Regions from separate parts of the Homo sapiens genome. Here region 2 is linked to region 1. A link is a loop called in an ENCODE intact Hi-C map of the cell type or tissue named here. Cell type or tissue: PC-9. All regions are shown on one strand. Each heading gives the region's core, and the rest is flanking DNA. Links, peaks and the distances in the headings are about the cores only.

Evidence for each region. Peaks named below come from ENCODE experiments on the same cell type or tissue, not always from the same donor. Only the 100,000 strongest peaks of a DNase experiment are listed, where the experiment ranks them.
Region 2: a loop joins it to region 1, with 9 times the contacts of the local background. A loop is called at or near these places in 4 of 110 quality-filtered maps.

Annotation. Positions count from the first base shown.
Region 1 is chr10:21,512,562-21,522,238 of GRCh38, reverse strand. It overlaps SKIDA1 (SKI/DACH domain containing 1), which reads left to right. Exons shown (of 4, transcript NM_207371.4): 3 at 759-850; 4 at 2,581-8,764. The coding sequence starts at 4,417. The coding sequence ends at 7,143. Among named protein-coding and RNA genes, the nearest start is that of SKIDA1, 8.3 kb to the left of the region's middle. RefSeq lists a silencer at 4,782-4,941. In PC-9, for the core only: no CTCF peak of the experiment used is centred there; a DNase peak (open chromatin) is centred at 3,818; H3K4me3 peaks cover 2,469 bases.
Region 2 is chr10:23,429,480-23,438,425 of GRCh38, reverse strand. No RefSeq gene overlaps it. Among named protein-coding and RNA genes, the nearest start is that of OTUD1, 5.1 kb to the left of the region's middle. RefSeq lists an enhancer at 5,207-6,269. In PC-9, for the core only: no CTCF peak of the experiment used is centred there; DNase peaks (open chromatin) are centred at 5,525 and 6,035; H3K4me3 peaks cover 1,094 bases; H3K27ac peaks cover 2,308 bases.

The DNA.
Region 1 (9,677 bases), core at 2,657-5,156:
TGTATGGGTGAAAGCTTGGAAGGAAAAGGATTATTTTAATGCTCTTCAATACTTTAATTATATGACAGTTGTAGTGTAGAAATGCAAAAGTACTCTTAGGTTTTCCTTCAGGTTTTCAAAAGAACTTTCCCCATTAGTAAACTACTCCTGCAAATTGCTATTGCATTTCCCAGCTAACCATTTAAAAGACTGTAAATGCCGTGTGCATTACTTCGCTCCAGAGGAAAGAGGTCAGACTGAATTGCAATGGTATTGAAACATAAAATACAGTGAAAATAAATCAAAATAGAGCATCTAAAGGTAAATCTAGCACATTCATATGGGATAAGTAAAGACAAATATGTTCATATTTTCATGGCCCTTCACTTTAAAAACTGAAAGTGCTGATTTTTTACAATAAATGCAGAAGTAAGTGGACATTAGGAATATATTTCAATCTCTATTTGCTAAAGAGGATTTTCCTTTTGCAAGCAGCTTTGTTTTCAAAGCTAAAGCACTTTTTACAATAGTGTGTAGATTAGGCATTCCTCACTGAGTAAATAATCACATTTAATTAAACTCAATGCATATCATACATGTGCCTAAATTCACAATAATTTCCTGGACCCACAGAGAAGGATATATATATATAAATGTTAATTTGGACATATCTATCTACATATGTACTTGCATTTGAGAAACATAGAAGTTGATATATCTTTTCTTAAAAAAATTTGAATACAGTCCATTATCTGAATTGGGTTCATCTTTGATTGTAGAGTCAGCTGACATGGTCAACAAATTTATCAAAGAAACCCCCTGGCTTTTGAAGAATAGTACTTTATACATCTGGATCTGCACATCAGGCAAAGTAAGTAAATTATTGCATAACTTTAAGCATAATTGATAACAGACACCTTTAATTTTTCATCCCCATTCTTTTGGCCAGCTTTCACATTAATAATCTAAGCCATAAATGTTGGTAGCTATTGATCGAAATCCCCGGTGTGCATGCAAATCCATCTTAAAGTCCCCTGCCTTTCATGTGTGAGCGCTCAGGGGCCTCTGCTAGATCTTTTTATCGGGATCGACCCCCAATGTGCCTGGAGAAGACCCCGGATATGCAACGTGTGCTGATGGCCCAAGAAAGCTGTCTGTCACATTCTGTGTTTGTGTGTGTGTGTGTGTGTGTGTGTGTGTGCATGCACTCATTCAAGCAAGAGTGCTGGAGCCTAACACACACATACACACAAGGATGGGGAAGTTAAAGGAACAAAAGAATGTATTAGACACGAAGAAAGATGTGTAATAGTAGTATTAAAAATGTATAAGTGTAAAGGTGTCTGAGTGTACATATAGAGATACTTGCACAAAGTCTATATAGACACATTTCTCAAATTCCCTAGCCTTTATTTTTCTCTATTTCACCCAACAGATTATGCCCTTAGTTAAAAAAAAATAACTTAATATGCTACTAGTTTTCAAAACCACCTATATTGCCAATATTTTAAAGGTGGAAAGAGAGGAAGAGAGAGGAAAAGAAGGTAGTTTTGAAATAGCTACTAAATCATGTTGCTATGTGTAGGAGGACTAGGAGAGAGAGAGAGAGAGAGGAAATATAAACAGGAATGGAGAACAACTAAAACTACCTGGAGAAAAAAAAAAAAGGATGCTCTAGCCAACCTTTTGTACTGTCTTCTCAAAAGCTTTTTCTGAGTTTACTATTTCTTGGCTGACTCTTTGGTCTAATTCTTAAAGCTGGGGGAGGGGAATGGCGGGGGTGGGGGTGGGAGGGCGAGGGCTGGCAGTACTATATAAGTGCATCAGAAGGAATTTTAAAACGACATTATTGTTGCTGGCAATAGAAAGACTCTGGTCATTCTACTTTTAAAAACAAACACCAGCATCTGCTTTTCCTGGAAACTTCGCTTTCTGCCTAAACCTTGTGCATTTTGTCTCCTGTGAAAGTGAAAGAGAAAAACACGGTGTAATAGATCCAGATGCAAAAGAAAGCCAACTCGCTGGATGGTATTAGCTGTGACGAGGCATTGTTCATTGCTGCCTCTCGGTTACGTTTAAAGCCTGAAATATCACGAGATCCATTCAATGATCCTTCTTTCATTCAAGGGACAAAAATGTAATTTGCTGTAGCTCTGATTTCTTGGATGGAAATGCTAGCCTTAGATTTCAAAGGCAAGAACTAGACATCGCGGTTTGTACATACATTGATTAAGTTGAAGAGCGGCGATTACATCTGTGCTGAGTGCAACAGTAGTTCAGGGGCTGACTTTTCAAATCCCAACCTCCTGAGTTACAGACTCTCTTAAATAGACTTCCTTAATTTCCGGATGCACTTCTTGAAATTCCCAATTCTTTTCAAAATTCCTGGGAAATTACAAAGGAGATGAGGGTGGGGGTGGGGAATTATGGCCGAGATTTCATCTTGTCAGGCAAACTACCTTTTTGTATGTCTGATTCCTCAGTTTTTATCTTTGTTTTCTTTTTTGAGCCATACCTGCTCGTGCCATCCAGACCAGAGCAGGGGAAGCTGGGACTTTTGAATGTGAAAAAAGAAATTACTGTATAATTTTTTTCTTGCAGGCTCAGAAATATCCGTTTATTCTTTTAATCACGCGGATGTGTCTATTTTTGGAGGAACAAGGAAACACATAAATGCCTGGGTTGCATTTATGTTGTAGTTGCAAACACTGAACAGTTAAGAAGATTTTGCCGAATTTTGCAAAGCAGCCAAGGAGCCGCCTTGGGATCGTGGTAATGCGACTGGGAGGACCCTTGCTCTCATTTGGCAATATTTTGGATATCCTTGAAAACGACACCAAAATTTGCCTTAATTTGACTAAGAAGAGGTTAAACCACATTGATTTTCATCCAAAGTGATTTTGTTAAAGCAGATGCTTGACTTTGATGGAAAAACTGGGAGTTGTGGAAGATTTACCTAAACTACCAACCAAAAGCATCACAAACCACTGAAACAGTCTGCATCGTACATCAGCACTTTCTTTTCATTGTTATTACGTAAAACCTCTGGAAGCACCTTGGGCGTTTGACAGTTTCTTTTCTTTGCTGCAGAAGGAAGCAATCTGCTCCCTGGAATTCTGACCTGTGGTGAACAGGACCCTGGCAAAGGCTTTGCTGGGGACTCTTGGACGATCCCGCCTCCAATCCAGTACGGTTAATTGTGGAAAAGTGTACACATTTCTGGCTTATCTATGCTTTGTTATGGGTCTGACGTGAAACTACCTCCTCCCCACCCCACCCCCCAGCAGAGAACCGAAATCCAGTTGAATTGTTACAGTGTTTCGGAGCTGGAGCCTTGAACTGCTTCCTTGGTCAAATAACTTTGTTTCTGGTTGTAAAAAGGCATTTCAGGAAAAAAAAAAAAAAAAAAGGAAAATCGAGAGAAATTCCAAACGTAAGTCCGCACTGGGGTGGTTCACGGGGCGGGTTTAACTTTGGAGCTCCCAGCCGGTCTCCTTCCCCACTCCTGTAAGGGAAATACCAGGCTATTCTGCACATTTTCCCTTAAGCTCCATTTTCCAAAAGGAAAAGGGGGTGGGGTATCTCTCTTTCGGCTTGATAATGTTTTTTAAATGCTTTTCTTTGAAATGATAATAGCTGTATCGGTAAAATGCAAATAAACGAAAAAAATAGGCAGTATTTCTTTAAAGGCGAATATACGGTGCGGTTTTTTTTTTTTTCTCCCTTAAGCGTACACACACTGCTTCTGATGAAGTCTGTGAGTCAGGCTGTTTCTGAGCTCCGATAGTTTAATGGAAAGATTTATATACCGACTGTATTATTTACTTTGGGAGGGGAGGTGGCAGTATAAGGGTATGCTAATTAGTGGGAGATTTTGGGGGGAAGGGGTGGAATATCAATTTTTATTGCATCACCTGTCAGGAGTGTCCAATCAGCGCTGGCTTTAGGGGAATTAATTGATGAAGGTGTCTCCGGACGAGCTCACTTCACTCTGTCATTTTATTTGTAGCTAAAGCAGCGGCGGGAATAGCAGCTGCATTTCTTTTCTCTTTCTCCCTTCACATTCCATTATCATAGTGCTCCAATGGAGAAGGAAGGAATAGAGGGGCCCAGGTACTGATCTGCATCGGGGACTCAGACCAACACACTGGCAGATCAGAAACCGGATGGTTTTTTCCCTCTTTTTTAAAAAAACGAAAACAACAACAACAAAAAAGCAAGAATCAAGTCAGTGTAATTTCATGGGGTTTCCCCCCCCCCAATAATTTCGCCTAGAGTTTGGCACTTCCTTCGCCGGGAATAACAGTCTTTGTTATTTTATTAGCAGGATGCCTTGAGACACACGCAGCATCTGGCTGAGGATTAACATACATACATGTGTATGTATGCGTCACGTATATATTTACTGCAAATGGTGGGGATCATTTAGTGCCCGAGATGGGAGACCTGAAGTCAGGTTTTGAAGAGGTGGATGGCGTGAGGCTCGGCTACCTCATCATTAAAGGGAAGCAAATGTTTGCCCTCTCCCAAGTCTTCACAGATCTGCTGAAAAACATCCCGAGGACGACCGTGCACAAGCGCATGGATCATCTGAAAGTGAAGAAGCACCACTGCGATCTGGAGGAGTTGCGGAAACTCAAGGCAATTAACAGCATCGCCTTCCACGCCGCCAAATGCACGCTCATCTCCCGGGAAGACGTGGAAGCGCTCTACACCTCCTGCAAAACCGAGCGCGTCCTCAAGACCAAGCGCAGGCGGGTCGGCCGGGCCCTGGCCACAAAGGCGCCGCCGCCAGAGCGCGCCGCTGCCGCCAGCCCCCGCCCGGGATTTTGGAAGGACAAGCACCAACTTTGGCGGGGCCTGAGCGGAGCCGCGCGGCCCCTGCCAATCAGCGCGCAGTCCCAGCGCCCGGGCGCCGCCGCCGCGCGCCCCGCCGCCCATCTACCTCAGATTTTTAGCAAATACCCCGGCTCGCACTACCCGGAGATCGTGCGCTCGCCGTGCAAACCCCCTCTAAACTATGAAACTGCCCCGCTCCAGGGAAACTACGTCGCCTTCCCCTCGGACCCTGCTTATTTTCGGAGCCTGCTGTGCAGCAAACACCCGGCAGCCGCCGCCGCCGCCGCCGCCGCCGCTGCTGCCGCCGCCGCCGCCGCCGCCGCCGCCGCCTATTACCAGGTATCGGCGGCCGGGCCCCAGCCCAAGGCAGCGGCGGGCGCCGGAGGCCCGGGGAGCCTGAGCTACCGCTGCAAGCGCAAGCGCGGCGGCGCCAAGGACTGCCTGCTCGCGCCTCACGCCGGCGCGCGGCGCCTGCTGCTGTTGCCCAGGTCCTACAAAGCCAAGGCGGCGGCGGCGGCGGCGGCGGCGGCAGCGGCGGCGGCGGCCGCCGCGGGGGCCACTTGCCTGGAGAGGTTTCATCTGGTCAACGGCTTCTGCCCGCCTCCGCACCACCACCACCACCACCACCATCACCACCACCACCACCACCACCGGGCCCAGCCGCCGCAGCAGAGTCACCACCCCCCTCACCACCACCGGCCGCAGCCCCATCTGGGCAGCTTTCCCGAGAGCTGCAGCAGCGACTCCGAGTCCAGCTCCTACTCGGACCACGCGGCCAACGACTCGGATTTTGGCTCCAGTTTGTCCAGCTCCAGCAATTCTGTGTCCTCAGAGGAAGAGGAGGAGGAGGGAGAGGAGGAGGAGGAGGAAGAGGAGGAGGAGGGGGGCAGCGGGGCCTCGGATTCCAGTGAAGTCAGCTCGGAGGAGGAGGACTCGTCCACCGAGTCGGACTCCAGCTCCGGCTCCAGCCAAGTGTCAGTGCAGAGCATCCGATTCAGGCGCACCAGCTTCTGCAAGCCTCCCAGCGTGCAGGCGCAGGCCAACTTCTTGTACCATCTGGCCTCCGCCGCCGCTGCAACCAAACCCGCTGCTTTCGAGGATGCCGGCAGACTTCCCGACCTCAAGAGTAGTGTCAAAGCGGAGTCGCCGGCGGAGTGGAATCTGCAGAGCTGGGCCCCCAAAGCATCTCCGGTGTACTGCCCGGCCAGCCTGGGGAGTTGTTTCGCTGAGATAAGGAACGATAGGGTATCTGAGATTACATTCCCACACTCTGAAATTTCCAATGCTGTAAAGAGAACTGACCTGACAATTAACTGCCTGGCAGAGGGGGCCTCTTCACCTAGCCCAAAGACAAACAATGCATTTCCACAACAAAGAATACTCCGAGAGGCTAGGAAATGCCTACAAACAACTCCTACTACACACTGTGCAGATAACAACACAATAGCTGCTAGGTTCTTAAATAATGATTCTTCAGGAGCAGAAGCAAATTCAGAAAAATATTCCAAAATCCTTCATTGTCCTGAATTTGCTACGGATTTGCCCTCTTCGCAGACTGATCCTGAAGTGAACGCTGCAGGAGCAGCAGCAACTAAAGCCGAGAATCCCTGCACTGACACAGGCGACAAGACATTGCCATTTCTGCACAATATTAAAATCAAAGTAGAAGACAGTAGTGCTAATGAAGAATATGAACCTCACCTTTTTACAAATAAGCTAAAGTGCGAGTGCAATGATACAAAGGGTGAGTTTTACAGTGTGACTGAGAGTAAAGAGGAGGACGCCTTGTTAACCACAGCCAAGGAAGGTTTTGCATGCCCTGAAAAAGAAACTCCTTCCTTAAATCCACTGGCTCAAAGTCAGGGCCTTTCATGCACTTTAGGTTCTCCAAAACCTGAGGATGGGGAATATAAATTTGGTGCCAGGGTGAGAAAAAATTACCGGACACTAGTACTGGGAAAGCGACCTGTCCTTCAGACACCTCCAGTCAAACCAAATTTGAAATCAGCTAGAAGCCCTCGTCCTACAGGTAAAACTGAGACAAATGAAGGAACACTGGATGATTTTACAGTTATAAACAGACGCAAAAAGGTAGCCAGCAATGTAGCATCAGCAGTGAAAAGGCCATTTCATTTCATGGCAAATTTTCCTTGTCCACCATCACTCATTATTGGGAGAGATGGGGATTTGTGGCCGGCGTATTCCTTAAACACCACTAAGGATTCTCAAACTCCTCACAAGGCCCATCCTATATGGAAATGGCAGCTGGGCGGTTCTGCAATACCTCTTCCACCTAGTCACAAATTCAGGAAATTTAATTCATAAAAATGTTTTGGAAGATATTTTCTTGAACCATATTACCTTCCTTTTGTTGTAAACTGCACAGGATGGTTTGTACAAGTCCATTAATGTGTTACACCCCCTTTGGAGTCCTGGTTTATCGCATTTTGAAGACAGAAATCGGATTACTTTTTTTCCGTTGCGGGTTTTTTTTTTTTTTTCTGGAGTAGGGTGGGGGCGGGGTGGGAGAAGGGTTGGTTTACATTCCACAGACTACTTCAGGCTAAAGACTCAAGTAAAACTCAGTTATTACGGTAGAGCTGGAACACTTTACTGTTTCGATGCTAATAATGCACCCGGTACCTCAATTCAACTGCTACAAATAAATGTCAAAAGGTTGAATAATAAATATTACAATGAGCCATTAAGTTTATGCACTAGATTTCAGAGCTGAAAGTGTAACTGTTAATTCAGTGAAAGTTTGTTAGGTTACATGGTTACACAGTGAGGTGAGGTGAGGTAGCAAGAAGTTTCTGTGAGCCCAAAATGTTATTTTCTGGAGCTCTTGTTTGTGGGGTATCTTTTTCTTTTGACTCCCCTTATTCCCTCTCCAAGAGTAGTTGCACTTAACTTTTTTTTTTTTTTTTTAGTGGAAAGATTGGGGTGTGAGTCCTGATTAAATGCTAGTAAAAGCTGCCTCATACATACTGAGTAAAATAAATACGGAATTGTATTTTTTTTGTAAAGGGTGTGATTTTACTTTTAAAGCCACTCCTTTGCAACAGGAAAAGTCTGTTTTGTGTTCTCACCCAAAGGTTTTAAATAAGGTGACTCTTACTATTGTCCTGCTTATCTTGTGGTCTGAACATGACTCTTCAAACTCCCAAAACAATTGAAATATTTCTTTTTTTTTTTTTTTTTTTTTTTGGAGAGAGTCTCGCTGTGTCGCCCAGGCTGGAGTGCAGTGGCACAATCTTGGCTCACTGCAACCTCCACCTCCTGGGTTCAAACGATTCTGCTGCCTCAGCCTCCTGAGTAGCTGGGATTACGGGCGCGTGCCACCATGTCCGGCTAATTTTTGTATTTTTAGTAGAGACGGGGTTTCACCATGTTGACCAGGCTGGTCCCGAACTCCTGACCTCAGGTGATCCGCCTGTCTCGGCCTCCCAAAGTGCTGGGATTAAAGGTGTGATCCACCATGCCCGGGCTGAAATATTTCTCGTAATAGCAGAATATTTCATGGCCGAACTCTTGATAGTGACAAATCAGTAAATACAACCAAGAAAAAGAAAATGAGGGGTCAGAGTTGCAATACCCCAAATGAAAAATAACAGTTTTTTCAGGGCTTTTTGGTACCAGAACTCAGGCACTTGGATTTTATGACCTTATACTTTTTCTGCATCTCTCTAAAACTTGTGTTTTCAGACCATCCTGTGTATAGAGCAGGAGAGTTTCTACTGCAAGTGACAATCAGAGGTGACTATCTATATTTGCACTTAAAATCAAAGTAGTTCAACATGCAAATGCTAGGGTCTAGCCCTGGGTAAGGGCCATGCTGGTGTACTGTGTTGTGATGATGGAAGCAGTAAATCAAAATTATGGAAATTTGCACTGTTGAAAAGCATGCTTTAGCTTTATTTTCAATTAAAAACACTGTTTAAAATTCCTGGTTCCATACATTTCTACTTATTCCAGATTGAAGAACGGTTAACAGGATTGAATGGTTTTGTTGACATTTTCACTTGTAATGTTTTTGCCTGAAAGAAATGCATTTATTGGGTGTAGTGTTTTGTTGTAATACTATGTGACGAGGCCAGTCAGGTTCTGTGCAGAACACTGGTGGATTTCTTTCCAAGCAAGAACAAAACTTTACAAACTTGTTACACATCAAGTAGGAAAAGTTTCAGGCTTAAGAAAGTGAAGCAGAGATCAGTGATTTTTTTAATGAAAGTTGAATCTAATAATTTCTGGCCCACCTCCTTTAGTCTGACAAATTATGTATCTCAGATCCTTGCTATCTTGAATCTAAGAAGTTGCATCTATAGATCATAAATCACAAAACAAAACAAAACACCAATGAAATGTTTACTGTGTGAATTTAAGTCACTATTTCTCATGGAAATTCAGTCTATTGTTTTTGTTTTTCCTTAACCTTTTAGTTCCTATTCCCTTTGAAATTTTCCTTTTGTCTATAAATGTTTCAGTTAGATCTGGATGGCCTCAGCCCCTAATTGCTGAATATGCTCTGTGGTTTTCCTCTTATTGTAAAGGACCGAGGCTGAGAATACCTGCATCCAAATACATTTGGATGGAGTAAACAGATGCTTTCAACTACCTTCCTTCCTTTCCTTCTTGAATGTTGCCATGCCAGGTGTAGGTTCACTGGATTCTTTTTTATTGGAATGGTAGATATGGTCAAAGTGAAAATTTGGGGATGGTATCCTTGAATTCTTGTTTGTATATAATTCCAAAGACCAGTCCATGTTATAGTTAAAGCCCCAGAAAGCTAAACAATTGGCTTCATAATCTCAGTTCTTTCCTCTTTGGAAAGCAATACAGAATTTAGGTGCAGTAAGTTG
Region 2 (8,946 bases), core at 4,590-7,089, 1.9 Mb before region 1:
AGGTGTGCACCACCGCACCCGGCTAATTTTCTTTCTTTCTTTCTTTCTTTTTTTTTAAGGCGAGGGTCTCACCACAGTTGCCCAGTCTGGTGTCGAACTACTGGCCTCAAGCTGTTTCCCGCCTCGACCTCCTAAAGTGTTGGGATTATGGGTCCTAGCCACCACTCGTGGAACCGCCGCGTCTTTTCCTTTTTTTTTTTTTCTTTTTCTTTTTGAGGCAAGGTCTTGCTCTGCCTTCCAGGCTGAGTGCAGTGGCGCCATCATGTCCCACTGCGACCTCGACCTCCAGGGCCCAAGTGATCCCCCTTCCTCAGCCTTGCCTTGGGCAGGGATTACAGGTGCCCAGCTAGTTTTACCACTGTGTCTTTTCTATGCATTTCCTTGGACTCACCGGTAAGGGTGAGTCCGCTAGTGGATTCTCTTGCCTTGCTAAGACAAAACCAACTTTGCACCTCTGACCTATGCCATTTGGCAAATATCTGGCTTGGGGGAAAGCAAGGAAGCCTTTTAGGCTTTTATAAACAAGCTTTCTCAGAATACCAAATGCAGTATCACTTAGGGCCCTTTGAGAATAGGTGTGAATGCTAGCCAGAGGTCAAAAGCGGTGGAGAAAGTCGTGACCTGCATTCCGGGGCAAGATAGACTATAGAAAATACTTCTACCGAGTCTTTTTGTAATACCCGCCTTTGTAAGGGAAAGCCAGAGGTAGTGGGAGACTTTTGCTATATTCTGAGCTGTGATCAAATGCTAAATTAACAGGGCCTAAACATTCGAATTGAACCCAGAGGTTGTCCTAACATTTTAGAGATAGGGAGACTGAACCTGTAGGTGATGTAGGCTGTACTCCGGTCCCCACCTTTCCGGTGGAATGTGAATTCCAGGAATTGAGAGACTTGGGTCTTGCTCTTATATTTCCATCCCCTAACACCGTGCTTGGCACATAATTGGACCTAATTAATATTTACTAAGTGAATGAGTAGATGGAAAGCGAGTTTCCAAGGTTTGTCAGACAGTGGTGAAGCCAAGATTACTATCCAGGTCCCTTGACCCTAGCCAGGGCTTTTAATTATCTTTGGGCAGTATGACTGGCAGGGTCCCAGCTCAGGTCACTCCAGCCGCTTATGTAAATTAACTCAGAAGAAGGTAAATGACTGTCTAACTTTTCAAATTCTGGTAACTACCCCATTGGGAGCTTGAAGCTCTCATGGCTAATTAGAAAAAGGAAATTACCATCCTTGGATTTCATCACTGATTTGTTGAGCATCTGTTGCTCTGTGCATGAAGCACTTCACGCTTAACTCTTTCATTAGCTGGTGTTCTGAAACAGAAGACAAGACTGTTAACAAGGCCGTCACCAAATAATATTTACCATACCCACCACGTGCCTGGCAGGACTAGCATAACTGGAGCCTGAAGGGAGATAAGGAAAATATTAGAATTTAAACCCTAAAGCAAGAGTAGATATTAACAGGTTGGGGTAAATGCAGAAAACAGCAACAACAACAACAAAACACTAGGTCCACAGAAGACACACTACCTCTGATGTACCAAGTTAGCAGCAGACAAAAACAAAGAGGTGAAGATTTGAAACATTAACATATGAATGCATTTTTAAAAATCTTTTTAGTTTGTCTGGGGGCAGTGGACTATGCAAGACTGTGTATTGGCAGTAGGAATCCTTGTCCACTCTGTATCTCAATGTGGAAAGGCTTCCTGGAGGAGGTGGTACTTCAGGAAACCTTCAAAGCAGAAATGATAGCAGCTTTGGAACTGGATGTTGTTTTTGGCCCTTGGAAGCTAAGAGAAGACAAGGCCTTGCAGGTGACAGCAAAGAGATTAGGGAGGCAAATCTGATTTCTCGTGAGTTCAAATAATTATCTATAATGTAATTATGTAATTAAAATTAATATGCATGAAAATTGCTACATGATCAGAACGATTGAAGAGTATAAGTTTTCAGGAAGTGAGTTGTTTTTATTCTGATGGTTTCCGTGACTGTTTTCCCTTCCTCAACTGTAAGCTCCTCAGAAGGATCCCAAAACTTAGCATAGAATAACTTGTAACGTTTTTGCTATATACTGTATATTAAAACATGGGAAGACTATAAATGTGATTTTTTAAAAAAAACTGTGCAAAGAAGCTGAATCCTGTGTCTTTAGATAAACATTAAATACATCCAATTAAGCTAGAAAAAACAATTCCTAGGCTAGGAGCCATGGCTCATGCATATAATCCCAGTACTTTGGGAAGCTGAGGCAGGAGGATCACTTGACCCCTGGAGTTTAAGAGCAGCCGAGGCAACATAGCAAGACCCTGTCTCTACAAAAAATAAAAAATAAAAGAATTAGCCTGGCATGGTGGCACATGCCTGTAGTCCCAGCTTCCTGGAAGGCTGAGGGGGAATAATTGCTTGAGCTCAAGAGTTTGAGGTTGCAGAGAGCCATGACCACACAATTGCACTTTAGCCTGGGTGACAGAATGAGGCCCTGTATCAAGGGAAAAAAAAGAAAAGACAGACAGACAGTAGCAAGTGTTGGAGAAAATGTGAAGTTAAAATCTTCATACGTTGCCTGTGAGATTGTAAAATGACGCAGATACTTTTTAAACAGCTTAGCAGTTCCTCAAAATGTTACACATAGAGTTAACCATATGATCCAGTAATTCCACTTCTAGGTATATAACCAAGAAAAATAAGAACATATCTCCATACAAAAACTTGTATATCAATATTCATAGTAGTAGTATTCATAATATCCAAAGAGTAAAAACTACCCACATATCCATCAAATGATGAATGGATAAACCAAGTGTGATACATTCAGACAATGGAATATTATTCAGCCATGAACAAAATGAAGACACATGCTACAATATGGATGAATCTTCAAAACAGGCTAAGTGAAGAAAGCCAGATGCAAAAGGTCACATACTGTATAATTCCAGTTATATGAAATGTCTAGAATAGAGAATAGGCTGAGGTGAGGAGGGAATGTGGAGTGACTGCCAAAGGGCGTGGGTTTCTTTTGGAGTGATCAAAATGGTTTGAAAATAGCTTATGGCTGTTCGAGGGGCTCATGCTTATAATCCCAGCACTTTGGAAGGCCAGGGTGGGTAGATCACTTGAGTGCAGTAGTTTGAGACCAGCCTGGGGAACATGGCAAAACCCCATCCCTACAAAAAATACAAAAGTTAGCCAGGCATTGTGGCACACACCTGTAATCCCAGATGCTTGGGAGGCTGAGTTGGGAGGATCCACTGATGCTGGGAGTTTGAGGCTGCAGTGAGCTGTGATTGTGCCACTGCACTCCAGCCTGGGTGACAGAGGAGACCCTATCTCAACAAAAAAAGAGAGAAAGAAAGAAAAAAGAAAATGGGTTATGGCAGGGCAAGGTGGTTTATGCTTGTAATCCCAGCACTTTGGGAGGCTGAGGCAGGAGAATCACTTGAGCCCAGGAGTTTGAGACCAGCCTGGGCAACATTCAAGACTCCATCTCTACCAGTAATAATAATAATAATAATAATAATCAGCTGAGTGTGGTAGTGTGCACTTGTAGTCCCAACTATTCAAGAGGCTGAGGCTGGAGGACCACTTGAGCCCAGGACTTTGAGACTTTGAGATCGCAGTCAGCTATGATCCTGCCACTGCCTTCCAGCCCAGGTGACAGAGCAACCCCTTGTCTCCAAAACAAACAAACAAACAAACAAACAAAAAGTTGCTAGTTGCACAACTCTGTGAATATACTAAAAACTACTGAATTATACATGTGAAGGATGAATGAATTCTATGGTATGTAAATCATATCTAAATAAAAGCTGTTTTTAAAAACCTTACCATGAGCCAGGTACTATGCTCATTGCTTGAGATAAAAAGATAATTATATTTTAACCATAAATGTCTCAGCAGCAACAATACTTATTTTGTGACATTATTGCATATATCATGGACAACATTTTATATATCTTAAAGATTTTTTCTGACAAATTCACAGTACTCTATATGATAGCTTAAATGTAATTGTTTAAATGATATAAGTGAGCTGAAGCTTACTGAAGCCAAATCATTCATGCCCAGATAAAACGGATATTTAGGGCACTAGACTAGTAGAAATGCTATTTGAATTTATAATTTTTTTATAAACTTTTTGTGTAATCTTCATGATATAAAAAATACTTTTACATTTTGTAAAGTAAACATTTGTTGAGCATTCCATGAAGCATATGGGAATTGTACACAGATATGTCATATTTTTAGTTTCGTTGGTTCTATGTGTGGTTCTCTGAGATTCTGAAAAGTGCGCAGAATATTTTCTGAATGTTGTCAAATAAAAATAGTACCTCAGCAATAAAGGCAAGCATCTTGGGAAGTGATGTGTGGAGTTGATATATATTCATTCTTTGTGTTCTGTTGGACTGACAATTTAAAGTGAAAAAATAAATAAATAAAGAGCATCATGTCATGGAAACACCTAAATATTCTTTCTCCAGCTCATCTACCAAGGCTGACGTGTCACCAGCTGGAAGTGAAATTACCAGGCAGAAGTGAAAGCTACCCTTAATTATTTAAATCTATGGCTCTTCCGAAATTGAATTTATGTATTACTTGCATAACTTGAACATTATACTAAAGAAGAGAATCACTGAAAATTCTATTATGTAAAGACCTCTTAACTCCAGAAACTTTAAATCAATATATGATAACTAGATCAAACAATCAGTAGATGTTTGGGTTTTTTATATATATATACACACATATGAAAAAAATATATATATGTATATTTTTTTTTCCCCAAGACAGAGTTTCGCTCTTGTCGCCCAGGCTGGAGCACAATGGCACAATCTCAGCTCACTTCAACCTCTGCCTCCTGAATTCAAGCAATTCTCCTGCCTGAGCCTCCCAAGTAGCTGGGATTACAGGCGTGTGCCACCACCACGCCCAGCTAATTTTTGTATTTTTAGTAGAGACAGGGTTTCACCGTGTTGACCAGGCTGGTCTCGAACTCCTGACCTCAGGTGGTCAGCTTGCCTCGGCCTCCCAAAGTGTTGGGATTACAGGTGTGAGCCACCATGCCCGGCCTATAATTTCTTATTTTCTTTCTTTCTTTCTTTCTTCTTCTTCTTATTTTTAAATAGAGATGGGGTCTCGCTCTGACGCCCAGGCTGGAGTACAGTGGCACGATCTCAGCTCACTATAACCTCCACCTTCTGGGCTTCAGTGATCCTCCCAACTCAGCCTCCCAAGTAGCTGGGACTACAGGCATGCACAACTATGCTGGGCTAATGTGTTTGGTTTTTGTAGGAGAAAAAAATAGGACAAAGTATGGAGAAAAGACTGTGACAAAAGGATAATCATTGACTCTCGAGTTTAGGCTTAGAAAAGGCGCAGATCCTTTTGATAAATAGCCCAAAGGGTCATCCAGTGATTAGCAACAGGGTTCAAATCTGTACTCACACAATGGCATTCTTCATCTTGTGGATCCGATTGACTGTTGAGAGAAGTCAAGTCTGTTACTCAACAGGGAGGTTTAAATGACATAATTTAAATAGAGTGATCATTTCCCATACACAGCCTTGACTCATTCCAGCATATGGTGAAAGAGAGGAGCCCCAAAACCTCAAGTGTTGCCGGAATTCAGTTAATTTCTATTAGAAAAGGAGAACAGTAGACTAGAACCATCTTGTTCTGTGCTCTGTTGCCTGCTTCTAGTTGCCTTAACCGATACTATGGACAGGTCTGCTAACAGTAACTAGGCCTGCACAGGTTTAAATAGAAGTATAATCATATGTCCCTTGTTTGTAAATAGCTTAACATAAAGTAGGAAAAACAAGACACCCGCACACACCCAAACGTTGAATAACTGCAGTAAATGCAGAAATCTGTTACCAAGGATGATTCTAACATAACTCAGTTGGCTGTTTGTGTGGCAACATTTTAAAAATCCACAATCTTTGTAATGTTTACCTAGTAGCTAAATGTCTGTAAATAAGTGAACGTGATAACAATATGACTTACCCCTCCTAGAGACCATAAGGGTGTTTCTGTGGGGAGCAGGCAACAGCCACACCCCACCCTCCTTCTATATGGGTAGAAGGCCAGACTGAGAAACACACCCTTCATGACTAAGAGCTCAATTGTAAAAATGCCCAGATATTATAAAACTATTTTACCAAGACTTAAGGAAATGAGAAAAGAGGACCAGGCACAGTGGCTCATGCCTGTAATTCCAGCATTTGGGGAGGATGAGAGGGGAGGATTGCTTGAGACCAGGAATTCAAGACCAGCCTGGGCAACATGGCAAAATCCCATCTATACAAACAGTATAAAAATTAGCCGGACATGGTGATAAGTGCCTGTAGTCCCAGCTACTCAGGAGGCTGAGGCTGGAGGATTGCTTGAGCCCAGGAGGTTGAGGCTGCAGTGAACTATGATCATGCCACTGCACTCCAGCCTGGGTGGCCAAAAAGAAAAGGAAAGAAAAAGAAGAGAAAAGAGGATAGATATTAAGTTACTTTAATATTGCTTTTTATTTAATTTAAAAAAGTGTGTTAAAAAATTAAAGCAATGCACATGTGTAAAAATAGAAGTAAAATTCCTTTACATCCCATCCCATCTCCCTCATCTCCCACTCCAGTGGTAACTACTGTTTACATTTATTGTATATATTTTCAGACTTTTTAATACGCATATATAGATTATATATATCATACACATGTGAGCAAAAATTTGGCATTACAGGATTATATGGTACATATTTTCTCTGCACTATACTTTTTTCTTTACTTAATTAGTATATACTGGACACGTTTCATGTCACAATATGTAGCTCCACCTTATTCTTTTTTTGTTTTTGTATTTAATTTATTATTTATTTATTTCGAGACAGGGTCTTGCTCTGTCACTCAGGCTGTAGTGCAGTGGTGCAATCATGTATCACTGTAGCCTCAACCTCCTAGGGTCAACTGATCCTCCCACTTCAGCCTCCAGAGTAGCTGAGACTACAGGTGTGTGCCACCATGCCTGGCTAATTTTTTTTATTTTTAGTGGAGAGGAGGTCTCTCTATGTTGCCCAGGCTGGTTTTGAACTCCAGAGCTTGACCGATCCTCATACCTCAGTCTCTCAAAATGCTGGGATTACAGGCAGAGTTTCTGCTAATGAGGTGACTTAGGGTGGGACCCCTGATTAGCCCCAGGATGGGGCTGATCAACAGAAAGAGCAAGTGATTAGAGGATTAGAGGGTCGAAAGTTTCAGCCCCACCCACCAACTTCCAGGAAAGGGGTTGTGGGGGACACTGGAGATTAAACTTCATAAAAACTCTTGGACAATGAAAGCTCTATTCTCTCTCCTCCATACTTCAGCCTCTGTATCTTTTCATCTCTATTCTTTGTAATACTCTTCATTAATAATAATACACTAATAAATGCAATTATTTCTCTGAGTCCTGTGAACCATCCTAGCAAATTAATCAAACCAAAGTAGGGGATCATGGGACCCCCAGATTGCAACCAGTCGGTCAGAGGTATAGGTAACAACCTACTACTTGCAATTGATGTCTGAAGTGAGGTCAGTCTTGTGGGACAGAGCCCTCAACCTCTGGGATCTGACTCTAACTCCAGGTAGATAGTGTCAGAATTAAACTGAATTATAGGACACCTAGTTGGTGTCCACCACAGAACTGCTTGGTGTGTAGAGAAAAACCCCTACACCTGGTCACAGAAGTGTTCTGTGTTGAGTAGAAATTGCAGAGAAAAAATAATTGTTTCCCTTTCACAGGAACGTATTTTTTTCCTTAAGAATCTTCTTGATGGTTGAAATTATAAATGTAACTACTATGAAGCCAACACATTGTTTTAAATGTAAATAGTTTTTATGGGATTTATTATTATGAAAATAATACATGGTCATCACAAAAAAGTCGAAAGCTATAAATAAGCAGAAGAGAGAGAGAAACAATTTTTTAAAAATAGTCCTCCCAGGGTCTTGGTGTGGTGGTTTATGCCTATAATGACAGCACTTTGGGAGGCAGAGATGGGAGGATTGCTTCAGTCCAGGAGTTTGAGGCCAGCCTGGGCAATGTGGCAAGTCCCTGTCTCTACAAAAAAAACCTTAAAAATTAGCCGGATGTGGTGGCATGAGCCTCTTGTTCCAGCTACTCAGGAGGCTGAGGTGGGAGGATCCCCTGAGCCCAGGAAGTCAAGACTTCAGTGAGCCATGTTCCTGCCACTGCACTCCAGCCTGGGCAACAGAACAAGACTCTGTCTCAAAAACAAACAAAAAAACTCACCCAGGACTGGGCGCAGTGGCTTACATCTGTAATTCCAGCACTTCAGGAGGCAAAGGCAGAGGATCACTTGAGACCAGGAGTTTGAGATCAGCCTGGTCAACAGAGCGAGACCATGTCTCTACAAAAAAATTAAAAAATTAGCCAGGCATGGTGTGGCACACCTGTAGTCCCAGCTACTCAGGAGGCTGAAGCTGAAGAATAGCTGGAGCCCAGAAGGTGGAGGCTGCACTGAGCTAGGATCACACCACCGCACTCCAGCCTGGCAGATAGAGCCAGACGGTATCTCTTAAAAACAAAAACAAAAAAACACCACCTATAAATGTGACAACTTCTTCTTCAATTATATCTGTATCAGCGGTTCCCAACCACAGCAGTTTGGCAAGGTCTGGAGGCATTTTTTGGTTGTAACATCTGGAAGGAGAGCTGCTCCTGGCATGTTGTGGGTAGAGATCGATGATCTGCTAAAGATCCTATCCTGTATAGGACAGCCCTTTACAAAAAATAATTATTTGTCCCAAAATGTCAATAGTACCAAGGTTAAGACACCCTGATACACACACACACACACACACACACACACACACACACACACACACACACACACACATACATACTGACTTTAAAAAAAAAGGGATACTATTCTGTCATCTATTTTTTACTTGATA